Regions from separate parts of the Homo sapiens genome. Here region 1 is linked to region 2. The links are chromatin loops, found by intact Hi-C in ENCODE. Cell type or tissue: PC-3. All regions are shown on one strand. Links, peaks and the distances in the headings refer to the core of each region. The heading gives the core; the rest is flanking DNA. Region 1 has its middle 35 kb from the start of RLN2. Region 2 overlaps PLGRKT (plasminogen receptor with a C-terminal lysine).

Region 1 (5,396 bases), core at 234-5,233, 160 kb before region 2:
CCACACCTGTTCTCAGTTCTGGCTATAGGGGACCCTCCCCTGCTCTAGACCAAATTGCCAAATCCCCTCCTGAGACTCTCCAAACCAGTGACTGTTGACCCTGCCAGCTGGAAGGTTCTTGTGAATCCCTGTATGAGCTATGTTCAGGAATGGCCTCCTATTGGTGTGCATATCTGTGGGAGAACCTGAAGAGCACACCACAGGGCAATTCCTTCTCACAGTCTCCCAACTGCTCCCAAAGTCATATCCAGGGCCTGGTAGGGTCAAGGACCTCTCTCATGGCCTGGATTTCCTGGCTTCTCAGTGAAAATGGGTATCAAGGACATACTGTCTCCCCATAGCATGCACTGGGGATTCACTCATAGTTTTCTACTGGACCCCACCATGTAGGCTTCTGCTTGCCTTATTTTTCCCAGTATCTGAAGTTTTCTTTCATTTTCTGTTGAACTGACAAGCTCCTTCTTGTACAAAAGTTCACAGTGTGAACCCCTACAAACTATTTTGCTATTTCCAAGTGGGTATAGCAAGCTGGCAAAGCCTGTCTTCTGCCATCTTGGAAAAAAACCTGAAGAATTTCTTGTAATATTTAATTCAAGAAAGGTCTAATAGCAACAAATTCTCTCAGTTTTTGTTATCTGAGAAAGTCTTTATTTCTCCTTCACTTTTGAAAGATAATTCCACAGGTTCCAGAATTCTAGATGCATGGTTTTTTCCTCTCAACACTTTTTATATTTCATTCCACTCTTCTTGCTAGCATGGCTTCTATGGATAAGTTAGATGTAATTCTTTTCTTTCCTCTTCTAGAAGGTAAAGTTTTATCCCCCCACTGGACATTTTCAAAAGTTGTTCTTTATCATTGTTTCTATAATTTAAATATAATGCACCCAGGTGTAGCATTTTTTTCATTTATTTTGCATGTTGCTCTCTGAGTTCCTTGGATCAATGGTTTGGTGTCTAACATTAATTTCGGGGAATTTTTAGTCATTCTTGCTTCAAATATTTCTTCTGCTCCTTTTCTTTTAATTTGTCTTCTAATATTCTTATTAAGCAAAAGTTACACCTTTTACAGTTGTCACATAGTTCCTGGATATTCTGTTCCATTTTTTCAACTTTTTTCTTCTTGCTCTTCAGTCTTTAAAGTTTCTGTAAAGACATACTCAAGCTCACTTTCTTCAGCCATCTTCAGTCTACTGTGAGCCCACCAAAAACAATCTTCATTTCTTTTATAGTGTTTTTAATGCCTGGCATTTCACTCTGGTTTTTTTTCTTAGAACTGCTATCTCTCTGCTTTCATTACCTATCTGTTATGCATGCTGTCTACTTTATTTATTAGCACCTGTAGAATATTAATCAGAGGTACTTCACATTCCCAGTTGTTCACATTCTGAGAAAATGGAGGTGAAATTTTTAAAAATTCCCCATTGTTAATTCCAATTTCTTGTCACACCAGGTTCAATTCTAATGGGTGCTATGTCTCTTCAACTAAGTATTTGCCTTTTAGTATGTCTTATAATTTTCTCTTGATAGGCATAATAAACTTGGTAAAAAGAACTATGGTAATTATTAAGAATTGTTGTAGTAAGATGTGGGGGAATTTGAGACTGGAGTTGGGAAGGTGAACAAGAGCTGAGTAAAAAATTCTAAGAAGGCAAGTGGTGAAAGAACTGGAGCTGGAACCACTGACTCAAGTTGAGTGACAGACTGAAGGTTATAAAAGCCCAGTTGAGCCAGGAAGAGAGAGCAGCATTAGGCCCAGGATAGGCACACACACACAGGTTGGTAGGTGACAACAGCAGTTCCCAGAAAAAGGCTGAAGGTTCAGAGCAAAAGAGTCTAGGCCCAGGAAGCTCAGTCTGTTCTTGTCCAACCTGCTAAGAGTCTGGGTGCTACTGAGCCAGTTAACCATTTAGATCAAAGCCAGCTCAATTAAATGTCTGCCTAAATGGTCATGTAACAACACAATTGTGAGTGGCCTTGAGGTCTTCCGCAGGAAAACTTAATGGAGGATCTTCAATATCCAGGAGAAGCTGGTACTGGGACCTGGAGGACTGTCAGGTGAGAGTTCCTACTCCTGACTAGTTCTGTACTTTCCATTGGTTGCCCTCAAGCTGCTGACCAATCACTGCTCCCAAGGCCCTACTTGAAATCTCATTGACTGCCCACACTCAGTCCTCACTCTGCCATTGCTGGTGCCCAAATGTTTAAACTTTTCCTTTGTAACTTGCTGTTATTGAAAGGATTTCACCTGTATTGAAAGGATTTCACAGTAACTACTTTTAGTAGCTATTAATAGGTCCTTGATCATGAGTAGTTTCAGTAGTCTAAGAAGTTGTGAAAAGCCAGATTAAATTTAAAGTACACAAGTCTTTAAAGTCTTTAATATGTAAACAGCCATTGTTAACATCTAAGAGGATAATATCGCCATTTTCTATTATTATTATTATATTGGTTCACCAAACTAGCATATGTAACACAGCTTTGGACATATTGCATTTAAATATTGCTTCACTTGTTCTATCTGTTTTTAAACTATTTTGAAGCAATTTTTAATATTTGCATTACCAAACCAAACTTGGGTCAGCTTGACTGCCACAGCAAAGGCAAACACACACTCCTAGGCTTATAGAGAGATTAAAAAAAAAAAAAAAACAAACAAAAAGGCATTTATTGCAGAGCAGAAAACGAGGAGAACTGGCAGGTAACATTTAAGACCAAAACTCCCTGATAGCTTACAAGCAAAAGATTGTTAAAGGCTGAGGTAAGGGGGCTCTCTAAAGTGAGTTAGGGCTGAGGAATTTCTGGAATTTCCTCATCTACTTTCGGGTTCCGGTCTGTCTGAGGTTCCATTCTGTTTGAGGTCTATGTGACAGCAATCAGCATTTTTCGTGCAGTGGTAGTCCTTGATTCTGAAAAAAATTCGAGGATATATGTCAAGATGTTACCACTAGGTTATACAGGAAACCAAACATCTTGTGACTCTAATTTACACAAGGTTGATTGTCTAAGTTATTATTACCTTCTTGCTGAGCAGGTTATTTATTCACGTCACCAGTTGCTGGTTGCAAAGGAAGCTAGATGAATGGAATTTCCCTTGAAGGGACCCAAATCTTTCTGTATTCCCATGCTTTGAAGAGGCGATAGGGACCTGGCAGGCCCTTAAGAGGCATTCCTACTCCATCCAATATGCAATCTCCCTCTCACTGTAAGAAAATCTGCCAAATCTCCTTCAGCAATCCACATTTTGATTCACCAACAGTAGGTAAACTAATGGTTTGCAAATGTGCTCTAATGAAAGAAATTCAGTAAGATTGATAATAATAATAAAAGCTAACATTTGATACTTTTTTGCTAAATGTCAAGCATTATGCTAAATGCTTAACATGATTTATCTAACAATTCTTACAACAATGCCACAGAGTACATATTATTGTCCCCATTTTACCAATGAGAGGACTGAGGCACAGTGAGGTGAAGCTAATTTCTTACGGTAACACAGCTAAGTGGTTGAGTAGGAATATAAACCAAGCAGTCTGATTTCACAATTGCCACTCTTCAAAAATTTTATACGCCTTCCTAATCAAATTTATCTATGGAACTCCTTTCCAGCTCACATATTCCTTAAGATGTCATCATTTTATAAAATAGCTTGCTCCTTTCTTTCCATGGACCCTCCAGTAATCCATAGTTGTCTGAATGGTATCTCTGTATAGATGAGTATAGGTCTCTTTAAGAGGTCACCACGAAGTAGAATGACATTATATACATCTGCCTCATGAAAGTGGCAGCCAGGGAGGATTTATTTTAAAGTACTTACTCGTACTAAGAGATACAGTAGCTAGTTGATAACTCATTTGAGTTTACCTATTTTGAACATACTCTGTCTTCACTTTTATCAGAAATAACTGGCTTTTCTTGAGATCCAGTTTTCTATCTATGAATAAAGATTACATGTTTCCTAGCTAATAATTTTCTGTCGCAATTCTGGGTATCTTTCTATCTATCTATATAGTCACACATCTCTTAACTATGGGGAAAATGTCTCCAGGGAACTTCAGAGATATTCAGGGCAGCACCCCCACACCTCCATCACAGGTCTAGAGGCCTAGGATGGAAAAATGGTTTCGTGGGCCAGGCCCAGGGCCCCACTGCTCTGTGCAGCCTTGGGACATGATGCCCTGCATCCCAGCTGCTCCAGCTCCAGCTGTGGCTAAAAGGAGCCAAGGTATAGCTCAGGTCACTTCTTCCGAGGGTGCAAGCCCCAAGCCTTGAGAGCTTCCACAGGTGTTGGGCCTGCAGGTGTGCAGAGTGTGATAGATGAGGTTTGGGAACCTCCACCTAGATTTCAGAGAATGTATGAAAACACCTGGATTTTCAGGCAGAAGTAGGTTGTAGGGACAGAGCCCTCATGGAGAACCTCTACTAGGAACTGCAGAGGGGAAACGTAGGGTTGAAGCCTCCACACAGAATCCCCACTAGGACACTGTCTAGTGCAGCTGTGAGAAGAGGACCACCTTTCTCCAGATGCCAGAATGGTAGATCCATCAACAGTTTGCACCATAGGCCTGGAAAAGCTGCAGGCACCCAACACCAGCCCATGAAAGCAGCCTCAGGGGCTGTATTCTGCAGAGCCATGGGGGCAGAGCCGCCCAGAGCCTTGGGAGCCCACCTCTTGCATTAGCGTGACCTGGATGTGAGATACGGAGTCAAAGGAGATTATATTGGAGCTTTAAGATTTAATGACTGCCCTACTGGGGTTCATACTTGCTTGGGGCCTGTAGCCCCTTTGTTTCGGCCCATTTCTCTTATTTGGAATGGGAGCATTTACCCAAGGCCTGTACCTGCCTTATATCTTGAAAGCAATTAACTTGTTTTTTTATGTTTACAGGTTCATAGGCAGAAGGGACTTGCCTTGTCTCAGATGAGACTTTGGACTTGGACTTTCGAGTTAGCGCTGGAATGAGTTAAGACTTTGGGGAACTGTTAAGATGGGATAATTGTATTTTGCAATGTGAGAAGGACATGAGATTTGGGAGGGGCCGGGGCAGAATGATGTGGTTTGGCTCTGTGTCCCCCCCTAAATTTCATGTCAAATTGTAATCCCCACACATAAGAGGAGAGATGTCATGGGAGGTGATTGGATCATAGGGTGGATTTCCCTATGCTGTTCTTGTGATAGTGAGTGAGTTCTCATAAGATCTGATGGTTTAAAAGTGTGGCACTTTCCTCCTTGCTCTCTCCTGCTGCCATGTAAGACATGCTTTGCTTTCCTTTCACCCTCTGCCATAATTGTAAGTTTTCTGGGGCCTCCCCAGCCATGTAGAACTGTGAATCAATTAAACCTCTTTTCTTTGTAAATTACCCAGTCTCAGGTATTTCTTTATAGCAGTGTGAAAATA
Region 2 (5,396 bases), core at 98-5,097:
TCCTTGAAAGAGGGGATTGTGCTGTTTACCAAAGTATCTCTAGCTCCTAATTCAACTGGCACGTGATAGACACTCCATAAAGTGTACTAAATGTGTAAATGAATGTTGTAATGCCAAAGGAATACCTCCCAGTATGTGTCTGGAAGTATGTTTCTTTTTATAATTATATTTGGAACATACTGTATCTTTTACCTGCATGGTAAGATTTCACAGAAAACTAAGGGAGTCTATATACATTCTTCCTTCATTTTATCCTTACGTACACTCAGGCCTTTACAGACTTGTTTCTTCCCTCATATTCTACTGACATGGTTCCTCCCAGGCACTGACCTTTTTTAAAGGCCTTTGACTTCTCTGCAGCATTTGACACCGTTGAAAACACCTTCTTTCTTCTTGAAACACTCTATGAACAGATTGCCAGGCCCCAGGTACCTCAACTACAGCTCATTAAGAAATTCAGATGGGAAATTTCTTTTTTATTATTTTTCTTTTTTTTTTGAGACAAGGTCTCACTCTGTCACCCAGGTTGTAGTGTAGTGGCATAATCACAGCTCACTGCAACCCTGACCCCCCCAGGCTCAAGCAATCCTCCCACCTCAGACTCCTGAATAGCTGGAACTATAGGCACACATCACATTGCCCAGCTAATATATATGTAATATAGTCTATAATATATATTACATATATTAGATATTATATTACCTGTTATATATTATATATAGTAATATATGTAATATGTATGTGTAATACACAATATATGTAATATGTAATATATATGTATTTATTTCATCTATTATATATGACATATATTGTATATACCATATGCACACATCACATTGCCCAGCTAATATATATGTATAATATATAATATATATTATATATGTAATATAGTCTATATTATAATATATATTACATATATTATATATTACATGTAATAATATATATTATATATAGTAATAGATGTAATATGTATAATACATAATATATGTAATATGTAATATATATGTATTTATATGTGTCATATAGTATATATACACTATATGTCATATATTATATATAATATATATTAGATATTAGCTGGGCAATGTGATGTGTACCTATAGTATTATATATAATATATTATCATTAATAACATATAATACATAATGTAATAATATATAACATATTATAAAACATAATATATTATATATTAACATATAATATATAACATATTATAAAATATATTATATATTATAACATAATATATAACATATTATAAAATATAATATATATTATTAACATATAATATATAACATATAAATATATATTATTAACATATATGTTAATATGTTTATATAATACAATATAATATATATTACTTATTATATTATACAGTAATATAATATATTATTTATTATATTATATTATATTAATATATTTACATTATATATAATATAATTATATATTTTATATATATATATATATATATATACACACAGGGGGGGGAGAGAGGGAGAGACAGAGAGAGAGAGAGAGAAAGAGACAGAGTTTTGTCACGTTGCCCGGGCTGGTCCCAAACTCCTGGGCTTAAGTGATCCTCCTCCCAAGTAGCACGAGCCACCACGCCTGACTCATCTTTCGTGTTGTTTTGTAGAGATGGGGTTTCACCGTATTGACCAGGATTATAGGCGTGAGCTACCCCACCCAGCCTATACATATTAATATTAAATAACTGTATTTTTTGGTTTATAGCTATGCCTCATTTTCTTAACACCAAAGTCTAACAACAGATATAAAGGTCAAAGTCTAGATCTCATGCATTTTTAAAAAACCTTTAGTTTGTTGCTTGAACACAATAAACAACAAATAAACATCTATTTACTGCCCAGCTAATCTTTACATTGACCAAAAGTGCTTTGCCTACATAGCACTGCAGCACAGCATGGACCTATAGAATATGTTCTTCCCTCATTCTCAAAATGCTTTTCCAGCCACTCAGGTGACATAAAATTAGTTTAGGTGTGCCTCCTAGTGGCATTTTAAGGAAGTATTCATTTTTAGAGGAGTTTTTAGATGAGTTTACCACTCATCCACCATCCTAACACAGGCTAGAAAGAAACTGAAGTTTGTTGATAATCTGAAAATATCATTATAACTAGTAGCATGAATCCTCTCCATCACAATTTGAACCAAAGTCGTAAGTTAAAAAAAGAAAACCTTTTGATTTGAGGCCTTTCATAAATTTGGTTAACCAGACTCCAGTGATTGATTTAATTTCGTTTCCTGATTGGCTTACTATTAATTGAAAACTTGCTTGGTTTCTATCTCCATTATAGATTATATTAAATCACTGACAATCACCAATTATAATTATGTAGCATCACAGAAAAAGAAGGGAAAAAATGTTTCTCACCCCAGGCCATTACATTGCATTACAGTCCCCTAGAGAGATTAAAATAACAACTCTGTGAAGGTCTGAGGTGGGACCCAAACATTCAAAAGGCCCTAGATGAATCAAATGTGCAGCCAGGATTGGGAGCCTGACCAGTGGTATAAGAGATGGGGTTGAATCATGAGTGGTCTTTTCCCCCAAAAGAAAAAAACAATAACACAAAATTACTGAGCTGTGATTTATCTTTGTTTTTAATCAAAAAATAAAGAACTAAAAAAACTCCAGTAGGATAAGATTTTATTTATTAGGCTTTACTCTAATAAACGTTTTGCTTTATTTCTTCTATTTATCCTTCTCATGAGGTGCCATTAAATTTAAAAATAGCCAAAAGACTAAATCACAGGCTAAAGATGTTATTTAGACATGGTATTTCAATCAGAATCTTTTTTAAAACTTCATCTTTGAAGACCCTAAAAAGACAACATCTTCTAGCCCAGTAGTCAAGTCCATGCCATTTTCAGGGTCCTTTTCAACCCTAGGGACTTCTGGGACATGAGGTCAATTCCAGCCCAGCCTTAGCTATTTGGGTTCACTCAATACATAGGGAGGAGAACCCCCAGGGAGCTTCAGGAATATTGTCATAACAGAATTCTTAAGCTTAGTGGGAGATTCGCTGGTGTTCATCTTATTATACTCCATAACTTACATTTGATATAAATATACTCTGTGGTATATATCAAATACTTCATACTCTTAAAAAAGGAAAGAACAGCTCAAAACCCTAGAATGATGCTGGAAGTTTAATTCCTTCAAGTGGGACACATTCAAGGAACAAACCAATCTTCCGAAACTATTGTAGATGAGGATGTTTCTCTCTAGGCTGCCCCAGGGAGGATCAGAACTCAAGTATCTCTAGAGTTAGAACACTGGTTCAACCATGTGGGTCTATATTCCCCTGTTCATCCTTTCTTGAAATTAAGAAATAAATAATAAAGTGTATCTTGATCAACAAGAAAAACCTAGTCACCTTAAGCAACATATGTTAGGAGAATCAATCCACCATGGGACAAGTCTTCCTGCACGATCTTGCTGGGTAGGATGAGGTCACAGGCCCTGACTGCTCTTTAGCTGGGCCATTTCCCAGAGTTGTGTTTGCAGTAAGCAACCCTGAGGGATGAGGTACCATCTCCTTCCAGTCAAAGAGCAGACTTGCTCATCACTCATGATGAAAATGATAGAGTCCACAAGCTCAATGTACCTCAGCTATGTCACAAACCCAAAGCATCCATCCCAGCATCCAACGAGGCTCTCCTTCATCTCCTTTATGGGACTTGGAGTGCGTGCCGCTTTCTGTGCTACGAGTAATAAAGTCTTCTGCCAGCATCCATGAAATAATAACAGGCTAATTTATTACAGCAGTCCCCTCTTATCCACAGTTTTATTTTTCACAGTTTGAGTTACCCATGGTCAACCTCAGTCTGAAAATATTAAATGGAAAATTTCAGAAATAAACAATTCATAATTTTTAAATTACCCATCATTCTGAGTAATGTGATAAAATCTCCCACCATTCCTGCTGGGACATGAATCATCCCCTTGTCTAGTGTAGCCAAGCTGTCCACACTACCTGCCTGTTAGTTACCTAATAGCCATCACAGTTATCAGATCAGCTGCCACAATATCACAGTGGCTGGTGTGCAGGTAACCCTTGTTTTACTTAACCATAGCCCCAAAGTAGAAGAGTAGTGATGCTGGCAATTTGGATATACCAAAGAGAAGCAATAAAGTGCTTCCTTTAAGTGAAAGAGTGGAAGTTCTCAATATGAAAAAAAAAATCATATGCCAAGGTTATTAAGATCTACAGTACGATATTTTAAGAAGGAGAGAACATACACAAAACTTTTATTATAGTATACTGTTACAATTACTCTATTTTTATTAGTAATTATTGTTAATCTGTTACTGTGGCTAATTTATAAATTAAACTTTATCATAGGTATGTATGTACTGGGAAAACCATAGTATACATAGGCTTCAGTACAATCCATGGTTTCAGGTATCCACTGGGGATCTTGGACCATATCCCCCACAGATAAGGAAGACTACCGTTGTTTGCAAGTAGCATAAAATCCCAGACACTTTACATGCCCTGATAGTTTTGGTGGCAAATGTGAGATGCTCATAGAAATATTTGACTTTCTGGAAAAGGAGGGACAAGGGCCCTGGTTGGCTGGGTTACAGGACGTGAGAAGATTCCCAGAGATCTGGTAGTAAATGCTCTTGCCTAGATGGTGGTGAGGATGGGAAAGTGGAATAAGGGTTCCTCACTGTCCTATGTGTTAAATGTGGTTGAACAACAAAAGGTAGGGTTGAAACAAGGTGTCCTAATGGTGCTTTGGCTGTGTCATACTCCCTTCTGGGGTGGGAGAAGGGAGGATGTTATCAATGACAATGGGGCAGCAAGCTCCACGATCCAGCCAAAAAACAAGGCGACGTGGCGATGGCTGCTGAATCTAGGGGTCCCCAGAGCTGAAATAAATGGTGTTAACAATGAGGGTAGAGAACTGTGGGTAGACTAAAAGCGTCAGAAACTTGTCTGTTGAGCCCAGTGGCAGAGGTCACTTGAAATAAAGTAAATACAAAGCCTTGCTTACTGGCACTGAGTGGCTCTCTCCCTCCAGTCCCCAATCCTCCCCTGCCTCTCCTCCAACTCCCTCTGCTTTAGGGAAGTATGCTGGGGAACTTCAGGGCAGGGAAGGACTCAAAATTTTATGGCTCTGTTGGACTGGACACGAGTGCCAAAGTCTACTTGGTCTCAGGGAAGGCAAGTATGCTAAGCACTGGGGTGGCCCAGAGCTCCAAAGACTGCAAGGCCATGCAGTGGCTCCAGCAAAGGCTGAAATAATGATGGCTCTGAGTGGCCATTCTCTCCAGAGGCCAGAGAACACAGGACAGGAAGCAGCACCCATTCTGGGACGAGGAGCCAAAGGACAAAAAGCCCTCCCTGCCCCTCTCCCCTAGCTGG

What was found. A loop is a pair of places that touch in the nucleus more often than their neighbours do. Peaks named below come from ENCODE experiments on the same cell type or tissue, not always from the same donor. Only the 100,000 strongest peaks of a DNase experiment are listed, where the experiment ranks them.
Region 1: it touches region 2 in a loop (2.6-fold over the local background); 7 of 110 quality-filtered maps call a loop at or near these places.

Annotation. Positions count from the first base shown.
Region 1 is chr9:5,266,525-5,271,920 of GRCh38, forward strand. No RefSeq gene overlaps it. Among named protein-coding and RNA genes, the nearest start is that of RLN2, 35 kb to the right of the region's middle. RefSeq lists an enhancer at 2,559-3,094. In PC-3, for the core only: no CTCF peak of the experiment used is centred there; a DNase peak (open chromatin) is centred at 2,817.
Region 2 is chr9:5,423,222-5,428,617 of GRCh38, forward strand. All of the region lies in intron 3 of PLGRKT (plasminogen receptor with a C-terminal lysine), which reads right to left. Among named protein-coding and RNA genes, the nearest start is that of PLGRKT, 12 kb to the right of the region's middle. In PC-3, for the core only: a CTCF peak has its summit at 2,008 (motif pointing left); no DNase peak of the experiment used is centred there.